Regions from separate parts of the Homo sapiens genome. Here region 1 is linked to region 2. Evidence: read pairs that join two places in POLR2A ChIA-PET (ENCODE). Cell type or tissue: B cell. All regions are shown on one strand. Links, peaks and the distances in the headings refer to the core of each region. The heading gives the core; the rest is flanking DNA. Region 1 overlaps TMEM41B (transmembrane protein 41B). Region 2 overlaps DENND5A (DENN domain containing 5A).

The links. ChIA-PET counts read pairs that join two places held together with the same protein. Peaks named below come from ENCODE experiments on the same cell type or tissue, not always from the same donor. Only the 100,000 strongest peaks of a DNase experiment are listed, where the experiment ranks them.
Region 1: POLR2A ChIA-PET joins it to region 2 with 7 read pairs; 17 of 35 experiments call an interaction of 5 or more read pairs at or near these places.

Annotation. Positions count from the first base shown.
Region 1 is chr11:9,300,967-9,312,749 of GRCh38, forward strand. All of the region lies in intron 1 of TMEM41B (transmembrane protein 41B), which reads right to left. It also overlaps the pseudogene PRR13P2. Among named protein-coding and RNA genes, the nearest start is that of TMEM41B, 7.7 kb to the right of the region's middle. In B cell, for the core only: no CTCF peak of the experiment used is centred there; no DNase peak of the experiment used is centred there.
Region 2 is chr11:9,241,634-9,253,416 of GRCh38, forward strand. The region is part of intron 1 of DENND5A (DENN domain containing 5A); the gene reads right to left. Among named protein-coding and RNA genes, the nearest start is that of DENND5A, 18 kb to the right of the region's middle. RefSeq lists enhancers at 8,828-8,937, 10,632-11,331. In B cell, for the core only: no CTCF peak of the experiment used is centred there; a DNase peak (open chromatin) is centred at 5,068.

The sequences.
Region 1 (11,783 bases), core at 4,366-8,365, 61 kb after region 2:
AACTGGTCAATAGCGCGAAGGCCAGGACAACTTTACATTGCACTCACTGGGGAAGAGGTAGGAGTGGGTGACTCAATTTTTATTTTACCATTATCCCTTGTATACACTGATAATACTCAAGAGTATTTAAAAATATGTATACTATATGGCCCGGCATGATGGCCCACGCCTGTAATCCCAGCACTTTGGGAGGCCGAGGTGGGCGGATCACAAGGTCAGGAGATTGAGACCATCCTGGCTAACACGGTGAACCCCCATCTCTACTAAAAATACAAAAAATTAGCTGGGCATGGTGGTGGGCGCCTGTAGTCCCAGCTACTTGGGAGGCTGGGGCAGGAGAATGGCATGAACCTGGGAGGCGGAGCTTGCAGTGAGCCAAGATCGCACCACTGCACCCCAGCCTAAAAAAAATGTATACTATAATTCAGATTTATTATTTTTAGTTCCCTTAGAATGGATTCAACTATTGCACAGGTGGCTTTCAAACACGCGTTTATGAAGTATCCTAAAAGTACTGAACTGCCTATACTCTCTTTAGCAAATCCTTCTTCATAAAAGTTTACAAATGTGTATTAGACAGCTGTCATTGCTGCTCTGCCCCATCTCCCTTCTCTTGAATTAACACCCTTCCCCTGTCCCATAAGGGGGCCAATCTCAGTAGCCCCTATTCTAACATTCTACCCTCCCAAACCCAGAAAACTGTCTGGCCCAGGGTTGGACACCTCACCCAAGTAGTAACAAATCATTACTGGCTGACCAGATTTTCTCTTGATAATTTGAACTAAAAGAGATACTGGTTGTCAAGCGATAGTGGGACTTGGAGCTAAAAGGTTAAATGGTGGAGGACACAGTAAGCCAAAGTGGTACGCCGAAGACATGTATCAGAAAACAAGAAAGGTTGGAACAGAAACCCAGAGAAGCAGAATTGGGAAATATAGCTAAGCTACTTGCTGATTTCTAACGTTCCACTTCCCCAATGCCTAGCTCTATTTCTTGCTCATAAATGCCAGTTGAGATTCTCTCTTATATTATTTTTCTCGGTTTTTTTTTTTTTTTTTGAGACGGAGTCCTGCTCAGTCGCCCAGGCTGGAGTGCAGTGGCACAATCTCAGCTCACTGCAACCTCCGCCTCCCGGGTTCACGCCATTCTCCTGCCTCAGCCTCCCGAGTAGCTAGAACTACAGACACCTGCCACGATGCCCGGCTAATTTTTTTTTGTATTTTTAGTAGGGATGGGGTTTCACCATGTTAGCCAGGATGGTCTTATCTCCTGATCTTGTGATCCACCCGCCTCGGCCTCCCAAAGTGCTGGGATTACAGGCGTGAGCCATAGCGCCCGGCATTATTTTTCTCTTGTTTTAACAATCTTCCTTTTTTCCTAGTTTAAACTGATGTCTATTCCTTTCAACCAAAAAGTCTTGACTAAATAAAAGATGAGCTTCATTTTTATCCCTTGTCTCACTACAACAATTGGCATTAGTAAGATTTTGCTGATTTTTTTACCCCCGCAAGAGACAGGGTCTCCCTATGTTGCCGAGGCTGGACTTGAACTCCTGGGCTCCAGCAATCCTCCTACTTCAGCCCCTCAAGTAGCTGGCACTACAGGCATGTAACACTGAGCCCTGACTAGATATTACTAAATTCTATGTTGAACACATAGAGAAATAGAAACCAACTAGCTCCTTGCTATTCAAAGAATGTTTGGTAGACTATATGAATCAGCATTATCAGGAAGCTTGCTGGAAATTCAGATTCCCACTGAAGCAAAAATCTGCATTTTAATGATACTCGTGATCTTCATGCACATTAAAGTTTGAAAAGCTAAAATCTGGCCCACTTTTACAAGTAAGAGGCCCAAAGAAGAAGGGTATACTATTTTTTAAAAAAAAATCCTGAGCCAGAGTGGTGGTGGTGTACACCTATAGTCCCAACTACTCAAGAAACTCAGTCAGGAGGATCACTTAAGCACAGAACTTTGATTCCGGCCTGGGCAACACAGTGAGACCCTATCTCTAAAAGGAACCAAATAATGTGAAGTGTATTTCCAAAGCATTTTGTTGTTGTTGTCTGAGAAGGAGTCTCGCTCTGTTGCCCAGGCTGGACTGCAGTGGCACGATCTCGGCTCACTGCAACCTCCACCTCCCAGGTTCAAGCAATTCTCCTGCCTCAGCCTCCCAAGTAGCTGGGATTACAGGCATGTGCCACCACACTGGCTAATTTTTTTTGTATTTTTAGTAGAGACGGGGTTTCACCATATTGGCCAGGCTGGTCCAAGTGATTCCCTTGCCTCAGCCTCCCAAGTAGCCGGGATTACAGACGTGTGCTACCACACCCAGCTAATTTTTATATTTTTAGTAGAGATGGGGGTTTCACCATGTTAGCCAGGCTGGTCTTGAACTCCTGACCTCAGGTGATCTGCCCACCTCGGCCTACCAAAGTGCAGGGATTATAGGCGTGAATGAGTGTGCCCAGTCTGCAAAGCATTTTAATATCTGTTTATAATTTACCTGTAATTTCTGTTGAAATAAGAATTGCTTAGGTTAGTGCTTTGATAATACTAAATATAAATTATTCTTACCTATTCATTAAATTTAGCAAGTTTTCTATAAAAAACTAAATTATCTTTTCCTACTTTCAGTAATCTAAACAATCTAACTTCCCAACTAGTCCCTATTATTCTTTTTCTTTTTTTTTTTTTTTTTTTTTGAGACAGAGTCTTGCTCTGTGGCCCAGCCTCTGTCGCCCAGTCTGGAGTGCAGTGACAGGATCTCAGCTCACTGCAACCTCTGCCTCCCAGGTTCAAGCCATTCTCCCATCTCAGCCTCTGGAGTAGCTGGGATTACAGGCACACGCCACGAGGATCAACTAATTTTTGTATTTTTAGTAGAAACGGAGTTTCACATTGTTGGCCAGGCTGGTCTCGAACTCCTGACGTCAGGTGATCCGCCCACTTTGGCCTCCCAAAGTGTTAGGATTACAGGCGTGAGCCACCACGCCCGGCCTCCAATCAGTCCCTGTTATTCTAACTTTGTTATATTTCATCTTAATCTCAAAAAGGAGATTTGCTCAACTCTTACTTATGAAATTTACTGCAGGAAGGAAGAGGATAATAATATAGTACAAAGGTACCTTCTGATGGAACAATAAACCAAGAATGCCTGTCTCTTAATACTCTAGTTCATTAACCCACAGACGTATTGATATGTATGCTTTTTTGGAACACAGAGAATTAAAAACACACTTTAAACATCTCAGGTAGGTCAAACATGAAAAGGTCTCTGCAGAATCTTGTAATAACAAATACCTAACTGTCATTACATTTATGCTCTGGCTATTACCTAATTCAATACGTATCTTGAGGCCTCCTAATAAGTTATATTCACTCAGAAGTTATATTCTCTAAAAAAAGAAAGCATAATCAGCAAAAAGCAAAAACATCAGGGTGTACTAAATCCAATTGAATAAAAAACGTTGTTTTGGTTTATAAATATAAACCCCATTTATTTATTATTTATTTACTTTTATGAGACGGTGTCTCACTCTGTTGCCCAGGCTGGAGTGCAGTGGTGAAATCATAGCTCACTGCAGCCTTCAACTCCTGGGAGTTGAATGCCTTCAGCTTCAATCCTCCTGCCTCAGCCTCCTGACTAGCTGGGACCACAGGTGTTTGTGACCATGTCTGCTTAATTAATTAATTAATTTTTTTTTTTTGAGATGGAGTCTCACTCTGTCACCAGCCTGGAGTGCAGTGGCGTGATCCTGGCTCACTACAACCTCCGCCTCCTGGGTTCAAGCAATTTTCCTGCCTCAATCTCCCAAGTAGCTGGGACTACAGGCACACGCCACCATGCCCAGATAATTTTTGTATTTTTAGTAGAGATGGGGTTTCACCATGTTGGCCAGGATGGTCTTGATCTCTTAACCTCGTGATCTGCCCCCCTTGGCCTACCAAAGTGCTGGAATTACAGGCGTGAGCCACCACGCCCAGCAATTTTTTGGTTTTGTATTTAGAGACCAGGTCTCACTATTTTGCCCAGGCTGGTCTTGAACTCCTGGCTTCAAGCAGTCCTCCTGCCTCAGCCTCCCAAAGTGCTGGGATTACTGGTATGAGCCATAGAACCGGGCTAGAAAACCTATTTAAACACAAACCGTTTTCACAAGGCTAAAATAGTTATTTTTCTATATATTTTTATTCAATAAAAAGCTATTCAATAAAGTAGGTAAGGAATGAGGGTAATATATATATATAAGTATTGAGTTTTCTGTAGGCTGACATCAAAGCAAAGACACATTATACATGCAAGTAGTGTATATTTTTTCAGGATGTCCATTATGATAATTTATAATTATAGGCCAGGTGTCGTGGCTCACTCCTGTAATCGCAGCACTTTGGAAGGCCACGGTGGGCAGATTGCCTGAGGTCAAGGGTTCGAGACCAGCCTAGCCAACATAGTGAAACCCTGTCTCTACTAAAAATATAAAAAATTAGTCAGGCGTGGTGGCACACCCCTGTAGTCCCAGCCACTGGGGAGGCTAAGGCACAAGAATTGCTGGAACCTGGGAGGTGGAGGTTGTGGTGAGCCAAAGTTGCGCCATTGCACTCCAGCCTGGGCAACAGATATTAATTATAGATGAATTATAGATATTAAACTGTTTTGGAGGCACACTTCACATCATACACTTCTTAAAGGTATGCTACTTTTAAATCCATCTAAAAGTATGCTACTTTTAAATCCAATTAACTTGCCCCAGCCCAGTTTTAACTTACTTTCCTGCTAGAATCAGGTCCAGAGTATAAGAAAAACTAACAAAAATAATTTCATATTATGAGCATCTTTTAAAACCTTCAAAACCATTACTAATTTTTTTTTCTTTTTGGTAGACAGAGTCTACCAAATCTTGTTTTTATAGGTCTACATCTAAATTTATAGTATACACATTTATAATGTGCCTTATGGCCACATTACACACATGTGCCTTTTAGCATTTACAGCTACTTACACCAGCACTTTTCTTTTTTTTTTTTTTTTTGAGACAGAGTCCTGCTCTATCACCCAGGCTGGAGTGCAGTGGTGTGATCTCGGCTCACTGCAACCTCCACCTCCTGGGTTCAAGCCATTCTCCTGCCTCAGCCTCCCAAGCAACTGGGATTACAGGCATGGGCCACCACCCCCAGCTAATTTTTGTATTTTTAGTAGAGACGGGGTTTCACCATGTTGGCCAGGCTGGTCTCGAACCCCTGACCTCAGGTAATCCGCCCACCTCAACCTCCCAAAGTGCTAGGATTACAGGCGGGAGCCACCACGCCCAGCCAGTACTCTGTATTTAGTAACCTCCAAAGCTTCCATCATACTAATTCCCAGTCTGAATTACCCTATTATGTGCTTTTCCAACCTCCTCCCAGGCCAAAGGTACTGTTATAGAAAGCCAGAATTCGCCGGGCATGGCGGCTCACGCCTGTAATCCCAGCACTTTGGGAGGTCGAGGCGGTCGGATCATGAGGTCAGGAGATCGAGACCATCCTGGCTAACACGGTGAAACCCCGTCTCTACTAAAAAAATACAAAAAAAATTAGCCGGGCACAGTGGCGGGCGCCTGTAGTCCCAGCTACTCAGGATGCTGAGGCAGGAAATCGGCATTAACCCGGGAGGCGGAGCTTGCAGTGAGCTGAGATGGCGCCACCGCACTCTAGCCTGGGCGATAGAGCGAGACTCCGTCTCAAAAAAAAAAAGAAAGCCAGAATCACGCTCTTGGCCTACAAGACGTTCAACATGTTTTTCTAACTTCAGTTAGGGATATCACTGGCAAACAGTAATTCTTTTATAGCAGTCCCCAAAAGAGCTATTTCAAGTCACTTTAAGCCTTTGATTTTACCTTCCTTTAACTGCAACCAATGATGCTGCCTCCTACTTTAATGAGCACCCCAATCTCTCCCTCAAGATTTGTTCACAAAATTATCTTCCCTTGCTCCTTTCCCTTCATCTTATCATTAAATGTCAACACACTTCCTTCTATATCTTGCTCTCTGAATTCTTTCTCCATATACTCAACATCTTCAATTTTTCCCTCTTACAAGTACCTTTCCTTTAACTTCCAATATGCATAAATCCATCCTGAAAAATAATTTAACCTTAATGTCCCTCCAGTAGCTCCATAATTCTCCTACTACTTTTACAAAGCAAAATATTCCAATGTCTACGAGATCTTAGGAATGACTCACACTGGTCATCTAGTCCATTAGTTTTCAATATTCAGTGTTTTCTAGATATACTTGATCCCACCACGAACGAAGGAAAAAAAATCCATTTATCCTAAGGACATAAGCTTACAGGCCAACAAGTCTCTTAAGGTCACAAGAATCCACTGTAATATTGTCAGAAATAAACTTTATTTCAACGGTCTTAAACTATTAAAAAAATTAATTGAAAATGGTATTAACATCAAGTATAAATTTAAACAGCTGAAGTATCATAAAATAAAATCTTTTTTTTTTTTTGAGATCGAGTTTCTCTTGTTGCCCAAGCTGGAGTGCAATGGCTTGATCTTGGCTTACCACAACCTCCGTCTCCCAGGTTCAAGCAATTCTCCTGCCTTAGCCTCCCAAGTAGCTGGGATTACAGGCGTGGGCCACCACGTCCGGCTAATTTTGTATTTTTAGTAAAGATGGGGTTTCTCCATGTTGGTCAGGCTGGTCTCAGACTCCCGACCTCAGGTGATCTGCCTGCCTCAGCCTCCCAAAGTGCTAGGATTACAGGCATGAGCCACTGTGCCCAGCCAATAAAATCATTTTTTTAATTTTATTTCGAGTCTTGCTCTGTCACCCAGGCTGGAGTGCAGTGGCGCAATCTCGGCTCGCTGCAAGCTCCGCCTCCCAGGTTCACGCCATTCTCCTGCCTCAGCCTCCCAAGTAGCTGGGACTACAGGCACCACCCGCCACCTCTCCCGGCTAATTTTTTGTATTTTTAGTAGAGACGGGGTTTCACCGTGGTCTGGATCTCCTGACCTCGTGATCCGCCCACCTCGGCCTCCCAAAGTGCTGGGATTACAGGCGTGAGCCACCGCGCCCAGCCTTAAAATCATTTTTTAAAAACACAACAGAGGCGAGACACAGTGGCTCACACATGTAATCCCAGCACTTTGGGAGGCTGAGGTGGACACATCACTTGAAGTCAGGAGTTCCAGACCACACTGGCCAACATGGTAAAACCCTCTACTAAAAATACAAAAATTAGTTGGGCGTGGTGGTATGCGCCTGTAATCCCAGCTACTGGGGAGGCTGAGGCATGAGAATCACTTGAACCTGGGAGATGGGGGTTGCAGTGAGCTGAGATCACGCCACTGCACTCCAGCCTGGGCAACAGAGCAAGACACCGCACCTGGCCAACCTTGGACATTTTAAATCAATAAATCATTAAGATGGAGAACTTGCTAAATAAAATATTCCATTCCTTGCCTTTTTCTTCCATGAGCTTACTTCTTCCATTTTCTCCCTTCTGTTGGACTCTTCATTCTCTTCCTTCCATGCCAGCCTGGACTCCAAGAAGTATCATCTGAACTAGCACCTTTGACTGAAATCCTTATTCTTTCCTTATAGCCACCTAACCAAAAATCAGCACTACAAATTCACTTTCTTCCTTCCTACATCACAATGGTTTAGCACAAATACAGAAAAATCACTGAGTGATCCATCACAGAAATCCATGTCATTGGGAAAACTGATTTAGCTCTATTCCTACTCTTTCTTCTACATGTAGAATATGAATCAGGCTGAGCCAATCAGGTTACTCTGATGACCTACTGACAATAATGATAGGTTCAGGAAAAAGCATCTGATCTGAGGCAATCTAATCAGTGAATAGCAAGACTTCATCCGTAATACTAGGACAAAGATTCTCAAAATTAACATGGAAGCATTTAGCTTACCTGAAGCTTCAAGGGGAACCAAACTTAAGGTTAAGCTGACATCAAATAAGCAAATCAAGATATGAAAAATCTGATCCTGGCCGGGCGTGGGGCTAACACCTATAATCCCAGCACTTTGGGAGGCCAAGGCGGGTGAATTACTGGAGGTCAGGAGTTCAAGACCAGCCTGGCCAACACAGAGATAACCCGTCTCTACTAAAAATACAAAATTAGCTGGGCGTGGTGACGTGTGCCTGTAATCCCGGCTACTGGGGAGGCTGAGGCGGAGAATCGCTTGAATCTGGGAGGTGGAGGTTGTGGTGAGCCAAGATCGCACCATTGCACTCCAGCCTGGGCAAAAAGAGTGAAACTCCATTTCAAAAAAAAAGAAAGAAAGAAAAATCTGATCCTGAAGATGCTGAGCAACTGGCTCCAGCCTGATGCCACCAAATCCTACTCATTACTTGATTTACTTACATGGACCAATAAGCTCCCTTTCAGCAAGGGTTCCAGTGGGTTTTCTGTCGTAGACCAAAAAAATTCTGATACATAATACCTGGGTTGAGACTGACATCAGCAAACCATACTAATGCTTTGGTTGATATTCAGCTGCCAAGTCTAGTCTTAGATTTCATCTACAGTAATCAGAGCTTCCTTCTTTCTGTAAGCCAGTACTTTGCTCATAGTAGACACCTGAGGAGTATTTGTTAAACAAATAGCAAGGCAGGATCTAGACCAGGGATCTGGATTATCCAAGTCAGAACAATATTGTCAGCCAGGCGCAGTGGCTTACACCTGTAATCCCAGCACTTTGGGAGGCTGAGGCAGGCAGATCACAAGGTCAGGAGATCGAGACCATCCTGGCTAACATGGTGAAACCCCATCTCTACTAAAAATACAAAAAATTAGCCAGGCGTGGTGGTGGGTGCCTGTAGTCCCAGCTACTTGGGAGGCTGAGGCAGGAGAATGGCGTGAACCCGGGAAGGGGAGGTTGCAAGTGAGCCAAGATCGCACCACTGCACTCCAGCCTGGGTGACAGAGCAAGACTCCATCTCAAAAAAAAAAACAAAAGAACAAAAAAAAATATTGTTTTCTAGAAGCAATAAAATCAACTTTGAGACAGTGTTTTTCAATCTTTTTTGATTGTGTTCCAAGTAATGTATTATTATTATTATTATTTTTTTTTGAGATGGAGTCTCACTCTATCACCCAGACTGGAGTGCAGTGGCGCTATCTTGGCTCACTGCAAACTCCACCTCCTGGGTTCAAGTGATTCTCCTGCCTCAGCCTCCCAAGTAGCTGGGATTACAGGTGTGCACCACCATGCCCAGCTAATTTTTGTATTTTTAGTAGAGACAGGGCTTCTTCATGTTAGTCAGGCTGGTCTTGAACTCCTGACCTCATGTTCCGCCCGCCTCGGCCTCCCAAAGTGCTGGGATTACAGGCATGAGCCACCATGTCAGCCTAAGTAATGTACATGACCCGGTATACACAAAATCTATATAACTCAAGGAAAGATTAAACAAAAAAAAACCAGCATTTAATCCCAAAGCACTGATATTTTCTCTTCTATTCCATTTTTTTTAAAAAAATGCTTATTATTGATTATCCATCAAATTGATTTCACACCCCTCACAAGGGTCATGACTTATATATTGAAAAACATAGTCCAGCTCTCTTAAGTTAAAATGGAGAACTTGCTAGTAAATACATAGGTCGGGGCAAACACCACCAAAAAAGTTATGTACTCTAGTCCAGTCACCTTCAAACCGATTAGGTTAAGAGCCCTTTTTTTTTTTTTTTTTTTTTTTTAACCAGGAGAAATAACTTTATTTGGACTGAGAGCTGGAGAACAAGAATAGGACCTGAGATAGCATACTGGGCTAAGGAGGAGAGGTAAGGTTCCAAAATGGCAGTCAAAGCTCATCGACCAAACAGACTCTACTTCCCAGCAACCTTGCAGTTAGTGCAACCAACAAAAGGCCTGCTGGGGAATGTATTTTCCACTAAATTCCCCAAGTATGCCAACATTACAAAAAAGATAGAGGTTTTTCATCATAATTAAATTTCCACAATCCTCCCCAATCATGAGTATTATAAGCAGAAGTAAAAAATCACATTTTACAGATCTCAAACTTGTCTTCAACATTTAGTTCATCATCTTCAAAAAACAGCTCCCCTGCTAAACTCATTAGCTATATGATCTATCCAAGCAACAACAAGATGGCCAGGCCATGCCAATTCTCTTCCCATTTTCCCTAGCCACTCAGGGCTCAACAGCAGGGTGAAGCTCAGGCGGGGGTAGGGTGTGGGGAGCACAAGGGCTACTTTCCCCCAATACAACATGGCATCTGAAGCTTGATAGGAGAGCAGAACTGGTGAGACTTGAGGGAAGGACCCAGGGCCTGTATTCAGTCAGAATCACTGCTGGAAGAGGAGGAGGAATGCTTGCTATGCTTGTGCATCTTTTTATGAGCTTTCTTCATTTTCTTCTGTATCTTCTTGCCCACTATCACTGCTGGTCCAACCATGCCAGGAGCCAAGGGACTCACAGGAGGCATTCCAGGAGCAGACGGTGGGTATGGAGGAGGGTAGGGACCCGAGGATTGGCATCCTGGATACCCTGGCTGTGGCACAGGATGAGGGGGCCAACCTGGGGGGAAAGCTGAATTGCCTTGCGGAGCTCCTGGGGGAGGAGGACAGGGGCCTGGGGGAAAGGGTGGGTTGATAGGTGGTGAGTGGGCAGGATTGGAACCTCCAGGGCACCCAATGTTGGGTGGATATGGATTTGGCCCTGGCTGCCTGGCACTGGGATTCCACATGTTTAGGTGTGTCCTCCAGCCTTTCCACTGCTGCCTGGGCTTGATGCATTCTCAAGAGCTTCTTAACTAGTTTCACCTCCTGTCTGCTCTCTCATCTTCATCATGCAAAAATTAGACTTTCCGTGTTACCTCTGCCTTACTCAAGTAGTCAAAGTGGTCCACAGTCTACTAGGCTTAGCTCTGAGACTAGAGGCCAGAGTAATGGCAAGGAATCCACTAAATGTACCAAACATTGCAGATAGCATGTAAAACAGTTCAAACATACATATGATGATAACTACTTATTTGTCAAAGTTATATATGTGTCACTTAATAGAATACAAATTCATTTCCAAGTATCATGGAATTTACAGGAACATTCTGACACATCCTGAACAGGCCAACCTCATCGCCTACTACCACCCAACAGAAACCCTCTGCTCCTGACAAATTAATCTCCCTACCCACACACATAAAAGTTTCACACTAACCTTCAACCCTACTACTCTCTTTCTCCTAGCCTGGAATACCCTTCCCTTCTCTTTACTTATCCAAACCTTACTTATCTGGCAAAGCACAATGGCTCATGCCTGTAATTCCAGCATTTGGGGAGGCCAAGGCAGGAAGACGCTTGAGCCCAGGACTTCAAGACACCCTGGCCCCTTCTCTACAAAAAACAAATAATTAGCTGAGCATGGTGGCACACACCTGTAGTCAGCTATTTGAGGGGGCTGAGGTGGGAAGATCGCATGAGCCCAGGTAGCTGAGGCTGCAGCAAGCTATGATCATGCCACTGCACTCCAGCATAGGTGACACAGCGAGGCCTTGTCTCAAGTCACTAAAAACAGGCCTTACTTCATCATGAAGTGAAGGCACGCCTTCACATCTCTTCCCTGTCTTCCTATAGATTTGTGATCTATAGATGTCATGGGACAGCATCATAAGAATAATTGTAGGCCAGGCGTGGTGGCTCACGCCTGTAATCCCAGCACTTTGGGAGGCCGAGGCGGGCGGATCAACAGGTCAGGAGATCGAGACCATCCTGGCTAACAAGGTGAAACCCCATCTCTACTAAAAATAC
Region 2 (11,783 bases), core at 2,715-6,714:
TATACATATGGCTCACTCCTTTGACTCCTTAGAATTCTCCTGAAATTGTCATCCTCTCAGTGAGGTATACCCTGACCATCCTATTAAAAGTACAACATCAGCTGGGCGCGGTGGCTCACGCCTGTAATCCCAGCACTTTGGGAGGCCAAGGCGGGCGGATCACCTGAGGTCGGAAGTTCAATACCAGCCTGATAAATGTGGAGAAACCCCATCTCTACTAAAATTACAAAATTAGCCGGGCATGGTGGCGCATGCCTGTAATCCTAGCTATTCGGGAGGCTGAGGCAGGAGAATCGCTTGAATCTGGGAGGTGGAGGTTGTGGTGAGCAGAGATTGCACCATTGCGCTCCAGCCTGGGCAACATGAGCGAAACTCCGTCTCAAAAAAAAAAAAAAAAAAAAAAGTACAACATCTGTCTCCACCCTGCCCTAACATTCCTGATCCCATTAACCCTGTTTACTGTTTCCACAGCACTTTTCACTTCCTAACATACTATGTAAATTACTGGTTCATTATGTTTATTTTTCAATGTCTCCCTCCACTAAAACCAAAGCTTCACAAAGGCAGTTTCACTCATTGATGTGTCTTAAGAACCTAAAATAGTGACTAGTAAATAACGGGAACTCAGTAAATAAGAGCTGAAGGAGGGAATAAAAAACAGAGAAAACTAACTTTGAGATCTTCTAGACAATCACTGATTGCAAGACACTCACTCTCAATTATAAACATACCTTCGTTATATCATTTATCACAGTGCATTGTCATTATTGGCTTACACGCCTAACCCCTCAGAAGACTATGAGCCCCTTAAGGACAGTGACTGTCTCACTTACACATCTTTGCAAACAAGTGCCCCATCACTAAGTTGGTCTTTCAATAACACAAAAGTAGAAGACTTTAGAGACAGGGAGAACAGGCTTCCAATTCTTGCTTTATAGTCTCGGGCATGTTATTCAAACTCTCTGCACTTTAGTTTCCTAATCTCCAACATGGGGATAATACCATCTAATACCTGGCATTGAAATGTATTCAATAAAAAAACAACCATTAACTTAAATATCATCTATGAATAACAGGGATGGAATGTTACCAGCCTCATGTTTTTGGCCCCCTATGACCCACAGTGTACTAGTGAGCAGGATGGTCAGCTGAGGCTAGCATAAAAGGGGGTCGAGGCCAGGCGTGGTGGCTCACACCTGTAATCCCAGCACTTTCGGAGGCCGAGGCGGGTGGATAACGAGGTCAGGAGTTCGAGACCAGCCTGGCCAACATAGTGAAACTCTGTCTCTACTAAAAATACAAAAATTAGCCAGGCGTGGTGGCACTCACCTGTAATCCCAGCTACTCGGGAGGTTGAGGCAGGAAGATCACTTGAGCCCAGGAGGCAGAAGTTGCAGTGAGCTGAGATTGCACCACTGCACTCCAGCCTGGGCGACACAGCGAGACTCTGTCTCAAAAAAAAAAAAAAAAACAAAAAAAAAAACTGAGGCGAGTAAGGCTAATTGGAATAACTGCTCTTCTGGAGACTAACTCAATGACTTTGGCCTCATTAAATGCACCACACTCATAACTAACTGAGCTAAGTAGTTAACAGAGCTAGATGGGCAGACTGACAATCCTCCACAAAACACTAAACATTCTTCTAGTAGATAAAATTCAAAATGTACTACTTTTAATACGCAGGGGAAAGAATGTACTTCACACAGATGTTGTGAGAAAATGGGGTGGGGTATATTAGATTAAATATTTAACAAAGAAAGGGATTACACACTACGGTTGACCCTTGAACAACATGGGTTTCAACTGTGTGGGTACACTTATACATAGATTTTCTTCCACCTCTGCCACTCCAAGACAGTAAGACCAACTCCTCCTCTTCCTCTTCAGCCTACTCAGTGTGAAGATGATGAGCATAAAGACCTTTTAAATGATCCACTTCCACTTCCTGAAGGATAAATATATTTTATTTCCCAGCCAGGCACGGTGGCTCACACCTGCAATCCCAGCACGTTGGGAGGCCAAGGTAGGCGGATTACAAGGTCAGGAGTTTGACACCAGCCTGGCCAATATGGTGAAACCCTGTCTCTACTAAAAATACAAAAATTAGCCGGGCGTGGTGGTGGGTGCCTGTGGTCCCAGCTACTTGGGAGGCTGAGGCAGGAGAATCACTTGAACCTGGGAGGCAGAGGTTGCAGTGAGCCAAGATCACACCACTGCACTCCAGCCTGGGCGACAGAACGAGACTCCATCTCACACACACAAAAAATAATATTTTATTTCCCTTATGATTATGTTTTCTCTAGCTTACTTTATTGTGAGACTACAGTATATAATACATTTAACATACAAAATATGTGTTAATTAACTATTTGTGTTATTGGTAAGGTTTCCAGTCAGCAGTAGGCTGTTAGTAAAGTTTTCAGGGAGTCAAAAGTTACTTGTGGATTTTCTGCTACACAGAGAATTAGTGCCCCTAACCCCCAACTTGGTTCAAGAGTCAAGTGTATTTGGACATACAGAACCTCAGAGTTCAGCAAAACTGGATGTTGGTTTAGCAGATGATACTCCTAAATTTCTATTGTATTTCTGCTGTGGTTTAAATGTGTCCTTTCCAAAATTCAGGTGTTGCCAATGTGATAGTATGAAGAGGTGAGGCCTTTAACAGGTGATTAGGCCATGAGAGCTGCTCCCTTGTTAATGGGATTAAGGCCTTTTTTAATTTATTTATTTTATTTATTTTTATTTATTTTTTTGAGACGGAGTTTCGCTCTTGTTGCCCAAGCTGGAGTGCAATGGTGTGATCTCAGCTCACCGCAACCTCCGCCTCCCAGGTTCAAGTGATTCTCCTGCCTCAGTCTCCCAAGTAGCTGGGATTACAGGCATGTGCCACCACGCCCAGCTAATTTTGTATTTTTAGTAGAGACCGGGTTTCTCCCTGTCAGTCAGGCTGGTCTTGAACTCCTGACCTCGGGTGATCCGCCCGCTTCGGCCTCCCAAAGTGCTGGGATTACAGGCATTAGCCACCACGCTCAGCCTATTTTATTTATTTATTTATTTTTGGAGATAAGGTCTGGCTCTGTCACTCAGGCTAGAGTGCAGTGTCACTATCTCAGCTCACTGCAACCCCACTTCCTGGGCTCAAGCAATCCTCCCACCTCAGTCTCCTGAGGATCTGGGACTACAGGCACACGCAACCCAGAAAGCTAATGTTTGTATCTTTATTCATAGAGACAGGGTTTCGCCGTGTTGCCGGGGCTGGTCTCGAACTCCTGGGCTCAAGCGATCCACCCTCCTTGGCCTCCGAAAGTGCTGGGATTACAGGCGTGAGCCACCGTGCTTGGCTCCAAGGCCCTTTTAAAAGAGGCTTCAGGCCGGGTGCGGTGGCTCATGCCTGTAATCCCAGCACTTTGGGAGGCCAAGGCGGGTGAATCACGAGGTCAGGAGACCAATACCATCTTGGCCAACATGCTGAAACCCCGTTTCTACTAAAAATACAAAAAAATTAGCTGGGCATGGTGGCACGCGCCTATAGTCCCAGCTACTCAGGAGGCTGAGGCAGGAGAATCGCTTGAACCCAGGAGGTGGAGGCTGCAGTGAGTTGAGATAGTGCCACTGCACCTGAGCCTGGCGACAGAGCAAGACTGTCACCAAAAAAAAAAAAAAACACAAAAAAAACAAAAAATGCAGTGGCTCATACCTGTAATCCCAGCACTTTGGGAGGTCAAGGCAGGAGGATTACCTGAGGTCAGCAGTCCGAGACCAGCCTGGCCAACATGGTGAAACCCCATCTCTACTAAAAATACAAAAATTAGCTGGGCATGGTGGTGCATACCAGTAATCCCAGCTACTCGAGAGGCTGAGGCAGGAGAATTGCTTGAATCCGGAAGGCGGAGGTTGCAGTGAGCTGAGATCGCAACACTGCACTCCACCCTGGGCTACAGAGCAAGACTCCGTCTCGGGGGAAAAAAGTCCGAATAGGCAGCCTCTATTTTTAATTTAATTTTATTTATTTATTGTTGAGAGGGAGTCTCACTCTGTCCCCTAGGCTGGAGTGCAGTGGCACGATCTTGGCTCACTGCAACCTCCGCCTCCCAAATTCAAGTGATTCTCCTGCCTCAGCCTCCCAAGTAGCTGGGACTACAGGCGTGGACCACCACGCTCAGCTAATTTTTGTATTCTTAGTAGAGACGGGGTTTTACCATGTTGGCCAGGCAGGTCTCAAACTCCTGACCTCAGGTGATCCGCCTGCCTCAGCCTCACAAAGTGCTGGGATTATAGGCGTGAGCCACCATGCCCAACCTATCTCTTCATAATTAATACAACAAATATTCATTAAGCACCTACTACATAAAGTACGTTTTTCTACCAAAGTTAAGAAATTTGCCTACCTGACTCTGAGATGGAGCCGGGACCCCTTTTTTAGGGCCTGCAGACCCCAAGCATGGAAATAAAGGAAAATATGAGTTCCTTCAAGGAAAATTCCAGCGCCCTAGCTAGCCCTAGAAGTGACTGAGCAACCTGTTAAACAAGACAGTAGCCTAAAACAATAGCCAAAGAAGTCAGTGACAGAGATGTTTGCTTTCCCCACACAAACTAAGGAGAACATCTTAAAATGTGTCCCTGAGCTGTCTTTCAGAAATTCAGACACCCACTGAGGTTCCACACCGGACACATAGACCTTAGATAAAAGGATGTAGGGCCAGGTGGGGTGGCTCATGCCTGTAATCCCAGCACTTTGGGAGGCCCAGGCGGGAGGATCATGAGGTCAGGAGATTGAGACCATCCTGGCTAACATGGTGAAATCCCATCTCTACTAAAAATACAAAAAATCAGCCAGGTGTGGTGGCACGCTCCTGTAGTCCCAGCTACTCAGGAGGCTGAGGCAGGAGAATCACTTGAACCCAGGGGGTGGAGGTTACAGTAAGCAGAGATTGCACCACTGTACTCCAGCCTAGGCCACAGAGTGAAACTAAGTCTCAAAAAAAAAAAAAAAAAAAAGGAAGTAAACACTGAAAGTTAACCATCATAACTTTCTAAGGTTCTAAGGTTTGTTCCTGAAGGGCTTAAAGAAAGTCACTCCCCCTAACTAGTTATCATTTTGCTACTGACCCCAAATTTTTATACAAAGCTTTTCTTCCTTAACCAACTGCAAATCAGAAAATCTTTGCATCTACCTACAACCCATAAACCCCACTTCAAGACAGCGCTTCCTTTTAGGCTTAAATCAATGTGTAACCTCCAAGTATTGATTCACAATTTTGCCTGCAGCTCCTGCTTTCCTGAAATTTACCCATACCTTTAAAAACCCTTGCCTTGGCCGGGCGCGGTGGCTCACGCCTGTAATCCCAGCACTCTGGGAGGCCGAGGTGGGCAGATCACGAGGTCAGGAGATCGAGACCATCTGGCTAACACGGTGAAACCCCGTCTCTACTAAAAAATAGAAAAAATTAGCTGGGCATGGTGGCAGGCGCCTGTAGTCCCAGCTACTTGGGAGGCTGAAGCAGGAGAACGGCGTGAACCCGGGAGGCGGAGCTTGCAGTGAGCCGAGATCGTGCCACTGCACTCCAGCCTGGGCGACAGAGCGAGACTCCGTCTTAAAAAAAAAAAAAAAAAACCCTTGCCTGCAAGCCACTGGGGAGGCCAGGATTTGAACATTCAGCTGCCTCGTCCTCCTTGCTTGGCACCCTGCAGTAAAAGCCTTTCTTTCAATGACTGCAAATATCAGTGTAGATAACTGGTTCTACTGCACTGGGCAAGCAGACTCCAATTTAGTTCTACAACAACTCTGAGACAAAGGAGTTTATAATACAGCTCTATAATGTTTCCATTTTCATACTGACCTATGGCTTTTAAAATCAAGAAAAAAATAAAAAATGTTTTTATCAAATAAAAACTCTAAGAAAAACAAGGAGAGAGACACCTAGTGAAGAAAAAAAAAAACAAGCTCTAAAATATTTAAAGAGATTTATTTTGAATCAATATGAACGACCATGGCCCAGGGAACAGTCTCAACACGTTCTTGTGCCTGAGATGCTCATGTTACAGGTTGGTTTTGGTTTACAAATTTTGGATGAAGCCTCCAGGTAACCAAGAGTATAGATGGTAAATATCTCTTTTCAGACCTTAAAAGGTATCCAACTCTTAGATAATCTGCTAGATCTGGGAAAGCCCTGTCTGTACTAATGGAGATTCTCTACAGACTCAAATTTCCCCCACAAAAGACAGCTTTGCAGGGCCATTTTAAAACATCTCAAAGAAATACATTTTGGGGTAAAATACTTTTATTTCCTTCAGGGTCTGCTATGTGTCATATGATGCTAGATAGAGTCAGGTTGGAATTTGGTTATCTTTGGGTTGTTTTGTTTTGTTTTTGAGACAGGATCTTGCTCTGTTGCCCAGGCTAGAGTGCAGTGGCTTGATCTCACTGCAACCTCTGCCTCCCAGGCTCAAGCAATCCTCCACATCAGGCCTCTCGAGTACCTGGTTCTACAGGTGGGTGACACCTCGCTTGGCTAATTTTTGTCTTTTTTGTAAAGACGGGGTTTCACCATGTTGCCTAGGCTGCTCTGGAACTCCTGGATTCAAGTGATCCACCTTCCTCAGTCTCCCAAAATGCTGGGATTTCAGGCATGAGCCACAGCGCCCAGCTGGAATTTCGTATCTTATTGTCAGAGTTTCTTTTGTCAGTCTTATGATCTCCATTTTAACATTAATGGTGGTCATGACTTAAAGGGAGGTTGGCCATGCCTCATTATACCCCTCTCCAAAAGAGAGAGAGAAGCTGAGGTAGGAGGATCCCTTGAGCCCAGGAGTTCAAGACCAGCCTGGGCAACATAGTGACACACTCACTATCTCTACAAAAAATTTAAAAATGAGACAGGTGTGGTGGCATGTGTCTGTGGTCGCAGCTACTCCAGAGGCTGAGTAGGAGGATGGCTTGAACCTGGGAGGTCTAGGCTGAACTGCGCTGTGATTGAGCCCCTGCATTCCAGCCTGGGCAAAAGAGAGGGGTATAATGAGGGATGGCCAACCTCCCTTTGAGTCATGACCTGGAATTTAGTTTTTCAGGTTTCTCTAGGGTCCCCTTGGGTGGGCATTCAATTGGCTGAGGGGCTTAGGATTTTACTTTTGGTTTACACATCTAACTTACCCAAAATAAAATATTTAGTTTTCTTCAACAATATTAACAATATATCCCAAAATTAGTAGCTATCTTCATAACTAGGCTAAAACATTGTTAGAGGGCCATTGTTCTAAAACTACAAAAAGAAAGAATGAAAAAGGCATCAGAGATGATACACCTGAAAAAATAACCAAGTCCTGGCTGGGCGCGGTGGCTCACACCTGTAATCCCAGCACTTAGGTGGGCGGATCACGAGGTCAGGAGATCGAGACCATCCTGGCTAACGTGGTGAAACCCTGTCTCTACTACAAATACAAAAAAATTAGCCGGGCGTGGTGGTGGGCGCCTGTAGTCCCAGTTACTCAGGAGGCTGAGGCAGGAGAATGGCGTGAACCCGGGAGGTGGAGCTTGCAGTGAGCTGAGATAGTGCCACCGCACTCCAGCCTGGGAGACAGAGCGAGACTCCGACTCAAAAAAAAAAAGAAAAAGAACCAAGTCCTCTGACACTCCTGGAAAGTAATTCTAACGTGTTGTAACGAAAAAGCATGTAATTTGTTATAAATCAGGTTTATTCATTTACTGTCTTATAATTGTGGCCTGTGATTATTTCTTTTTTTGTTTCTTTTTGAGACAGGGTCTAGCTATGCTGCCCAGGCTGGAATGCAGTGGCTCAATCACAGCTCATTGCAGCCTGGACCTCCCAGGCTCAAACGATCCTCCCAGCTCGTCCTCTGGAGCTGAGGCACATGCCATCACACTGGGCTCATTTTTATATTTTTTTATTTTATTGTATTTTATTGTATTTTTTTGAGACAGAGTTTCGCTCTTGTTGCCCAAACTGGAGTGCAATGGCGCAATCTCAGCTCACTGCAACCTCTGCCTCCAGGTTCGAGCAATTCTCCTGCCTCAGCCTCCCAAGTAGCTGGGATTACAGGCGCCCACCACCATGCCTGGCTAATTTTTGTGTATTTTTAGTAGAAATGGGGTTTCACCATGTTAGCCAGGCTGTTCTCGAACTCCTGACCTCAGGTGATCCACCCACCTCGGCTTCCCAAAGTGCTGGGATTACAGGCATGAGCCACCGTGCCCGGCCTCATTTTTAAATTTTTTTGTAGAGACAGTGTTGCACTACGTTGCCCGGGCTAGCCTCAAACTCCTGAGTTCCAGGGATCCTCCTACCTCAGCTTCCCAAAGTGGTGAGATTACAGGATCGAGCCATCGCACCTGGCCCAATTATTCTTTCTAAACCATTTCCTCTTCTGTGTTCATGCCTTTAAAAATAAAATTTAAAAAAAAAAAAAAAATCCTTAAAATTTCTCAGGTGTTTTCCATATCATTTTATTATCAAGAATATGGCTAATCAGAAGTCACAGCCAGCCCCCGAACTACAACTACAAAACATGCATATTATAGGCTACACTGAGGGATTTCTGAGGTTAGCAGATGCAAATCTTTTTTTTCCTTCAAAGAAGACAGACCCAGGCAAAAAGCATAAAACATCCTGAAACTGTCACCAAAAAAAAAAAAGTTTCTTAGAAGCAAACCCCTAGTAACTACCTAGTCTAAGAAAAACATTTCCAGAACTGATAAAGAGTGGGGAAAGAGGAAAGAACAATGGTTGTTGTTAACCACAATTCTGAAAACAAGCAACCTGTCTCCTCTCCTGACACAGCTCCTCTACTGCAATGTGGGCTGGAGACTGAACCACAAAGAGGTCGCACTACAGCTCTGCATTTCAACGATTATGCCACTGCTTCAGTTTTCCCACATCTATAATTTTAAAAAAACAAACAAACCTCAGTAATAGTAAGACAGCAAACAGAAGACCTGGATTCTAACAGATCTTTCTAACTTGGTGGGTAACAATGGACAAACAATTTTATTTCAAGCGGGGCTAAAAAAATTAAAAATCATTTAAAAGTACAGTGTAAAACTACAAAGTCATTTATAAATATTAATCATTACCATCTGTCAAAAGTGATAGCTGAACTATCTCTGATTTCTAGCTCTGACATTTTTTGATTCTGTGACCAATATAAACCAATGCACATACATTGTTTGGCCAACTGGAATAGTTTAGAAATCAAGGACTTCCGGCCGGGTGCGGTGGCTCACGCCTGTAATCCCAGCACTTTGGCAGGCTGAGGCGGGTGGGTCACCTAAGGTCAGGAGTTCGAGGCCAGCCCCGACCAACATGGTGAAACCCCCTCTCTACTAAAAATACAAAAATTAGCTGGGCATGGTGGCAGGCACCTGTAATTCCAGCTACTTGGGAGGCTGAGGCAGGAGAATCGCTTGAACCCAGGAGGCAGAGGTTACAGTGCGCTGAGATCAAGCCACTGCACTCCAGCCTGGGCAAGAGAGTGACACTCCATCTCAAACAAAAAAAAAAAAAAAAAAAGAAAGAAAGATATCAAGGAATCCCACATTCACAGAGGAATGAAACTCAATGTGAGAAACCTCTACAGACTTTTCACTGCTCAGACCTCTCAGCATTCCAGGAAAGCATTTTAGGCTAACCCAGCTAGTTCAGTACATAAAGTAGACCACAGATGGCCAAGCAAAATTTTAACCTGACTTACCCATCACATAATGAACAATAAAAAATAAAAAATTACTAACCTGGTTCTCTTTAACAGGAAGCTCTACAAGAGATTCCATGTACGACAACAAGCAAATATCAAAGACAGTACAATATTTGAGAAACACAACGGTCTAAACTATACCTATTGCCATCTTACTTCCTGAGTCATATCTGATCCCCTGAAGGCATACTGAAAACAACTTGACATCTGGCACACACTCTCATTTTCTGCCATGCCAGGATTCTACCACTCATAAGACTCAGCCCAGGGTTCTACATACGCCAAATGAAAATCAGCAACCACAGAAGATTTGGAATATGGCATTTGACTAACTGCTTCACTTAGTAACTTTTAAGAACTAAATCCAGCTGGGTGCGGTGGCTCACACCTGTAATCCCAGCACTTTGGGAGGCCGAGGCGGGCGGATTCCGAGGTCAGGAGATCGAGACCATCCTGGCTAACACAGTGAAACCCCGTCTCTACTAAAAATACAAAAAATTAGACTGGCGTGGTGGCAGGCCCCTGCAGTCTCAGCTACTCGGGAGGCTGAGGCAGGAGAATGGCGTGAACCTAGGAGGCGGAGCTTGCAGTGAGCCGAGATGGCACCACCGTACTCCAGCCTGGGCGACAGAGCGAGACTCTGTCTCGCGAAAAAAAAGAAAAAAGAACTAAATCTGGCCAGGTGCAGTGGCTCATGCCTGTAATCTCAGCACTTTGGGAGGCCGAGGCGGGCGGATCACGAGGTCCAGAGATGGAGACCATTCTGGCTAACATGGTGAAACCGCATGTCTACTAAAAACACAAAAATTAGCTGGGCATGGTAGCACGCGCCTGTAGTCCCAGCTACTCGGGAGGCCAAGGCAGGAGAATCGCTTGAACCCGGGAGGCAGAGGTTGCAGTGCCGCAGTCACACCACTGCACTCCAGCCTGGGCGACAGAGCAAGACTCCGTCTCAAAAAAAAAAAAAAAAAAAGAACTAAATATAAAAATCTGGCCGTAATAGCCTGTGTTTAATTACTGAATTCGGCCAGGTGCAGTGGCTCATGCCTGTAATCCCAGCACTTTAGGAGGCAGAGGTGGGTGGATCACCTGAGGTCAGGAATTCAACACCAGCCTGGCCAACATGACGAAAGCGTCTTTACCAAAAATACAAAAATTAGCCAGGTGTGGTGGCGCTTGCATGTAGTCCCAGCTACTCAGGAGGCTGAGGCAGAAGAATTGCTTGAACCTTGGAGGCGGAGGCTGCAGTAGCCAAGATCGCACCATTATATTCCAGCCTGGGTGACAGAGTGAGACTCCGTCTCAAAAAAAAAAACCAAAAAACTGAATTCCACAAGGAAGTCACCAGCTTCTGAAAGGCAAGCCTCTTTCTCACTGGACATTAGGCCATCTCTAGCAGGAACCTAAAACATATCAACATATGAAGTATAGGTTCCTTCATGTGTACCCAGGTTCCTAAGAGACCTCTAAGACTATCTGACAGTAATTCAAAGCCAGGGACAGCAACAGGATTTTTTTTTTTTTTTGAGTCAGGGTCTCACCCTATTGCCCAGGCTGGAGTGCAGTGGCACAATCATGGCTCACCACAGTCTGGACCTCCCTGGACTCAGCTGATCTGCCAACCTCAGCATCCCAAGGAACTGGAACCACAGACATACACCACTACACCAGGCTAATTTTTCTATTTTCTGTAGAGACCCGAGTCTCGCCATGTTGCCCAGGATTGTCTCAAACTCCTGGCCTAAAGCCATCCTCCCCCACTCGGCCCCTCAAAGTGCTGGGATTACAGGCATGAGCTACCATACCTGGCCACAACAGGAATTTACAAGCTGAGCGAAGCCCAAGTACACCTTCCAACAAAGCCAAAAAACAAGCTTATAAAAGGATGTAGGACTGGAAAGGGGTGTTACCAAAGGAGGCTTTAGGCAAAGAAAACTTTATTTTTAACCTAGGAAGGAAGGAAGGGCTGAGCAGACTCTAAGAGAATTTGGTTTAAGCACCAAACACTGTGACTCAGGATTTCCTTCTATGAAGAAAATTGCAGGGCCCCAATATCATTAAAGTAAAATCCACTA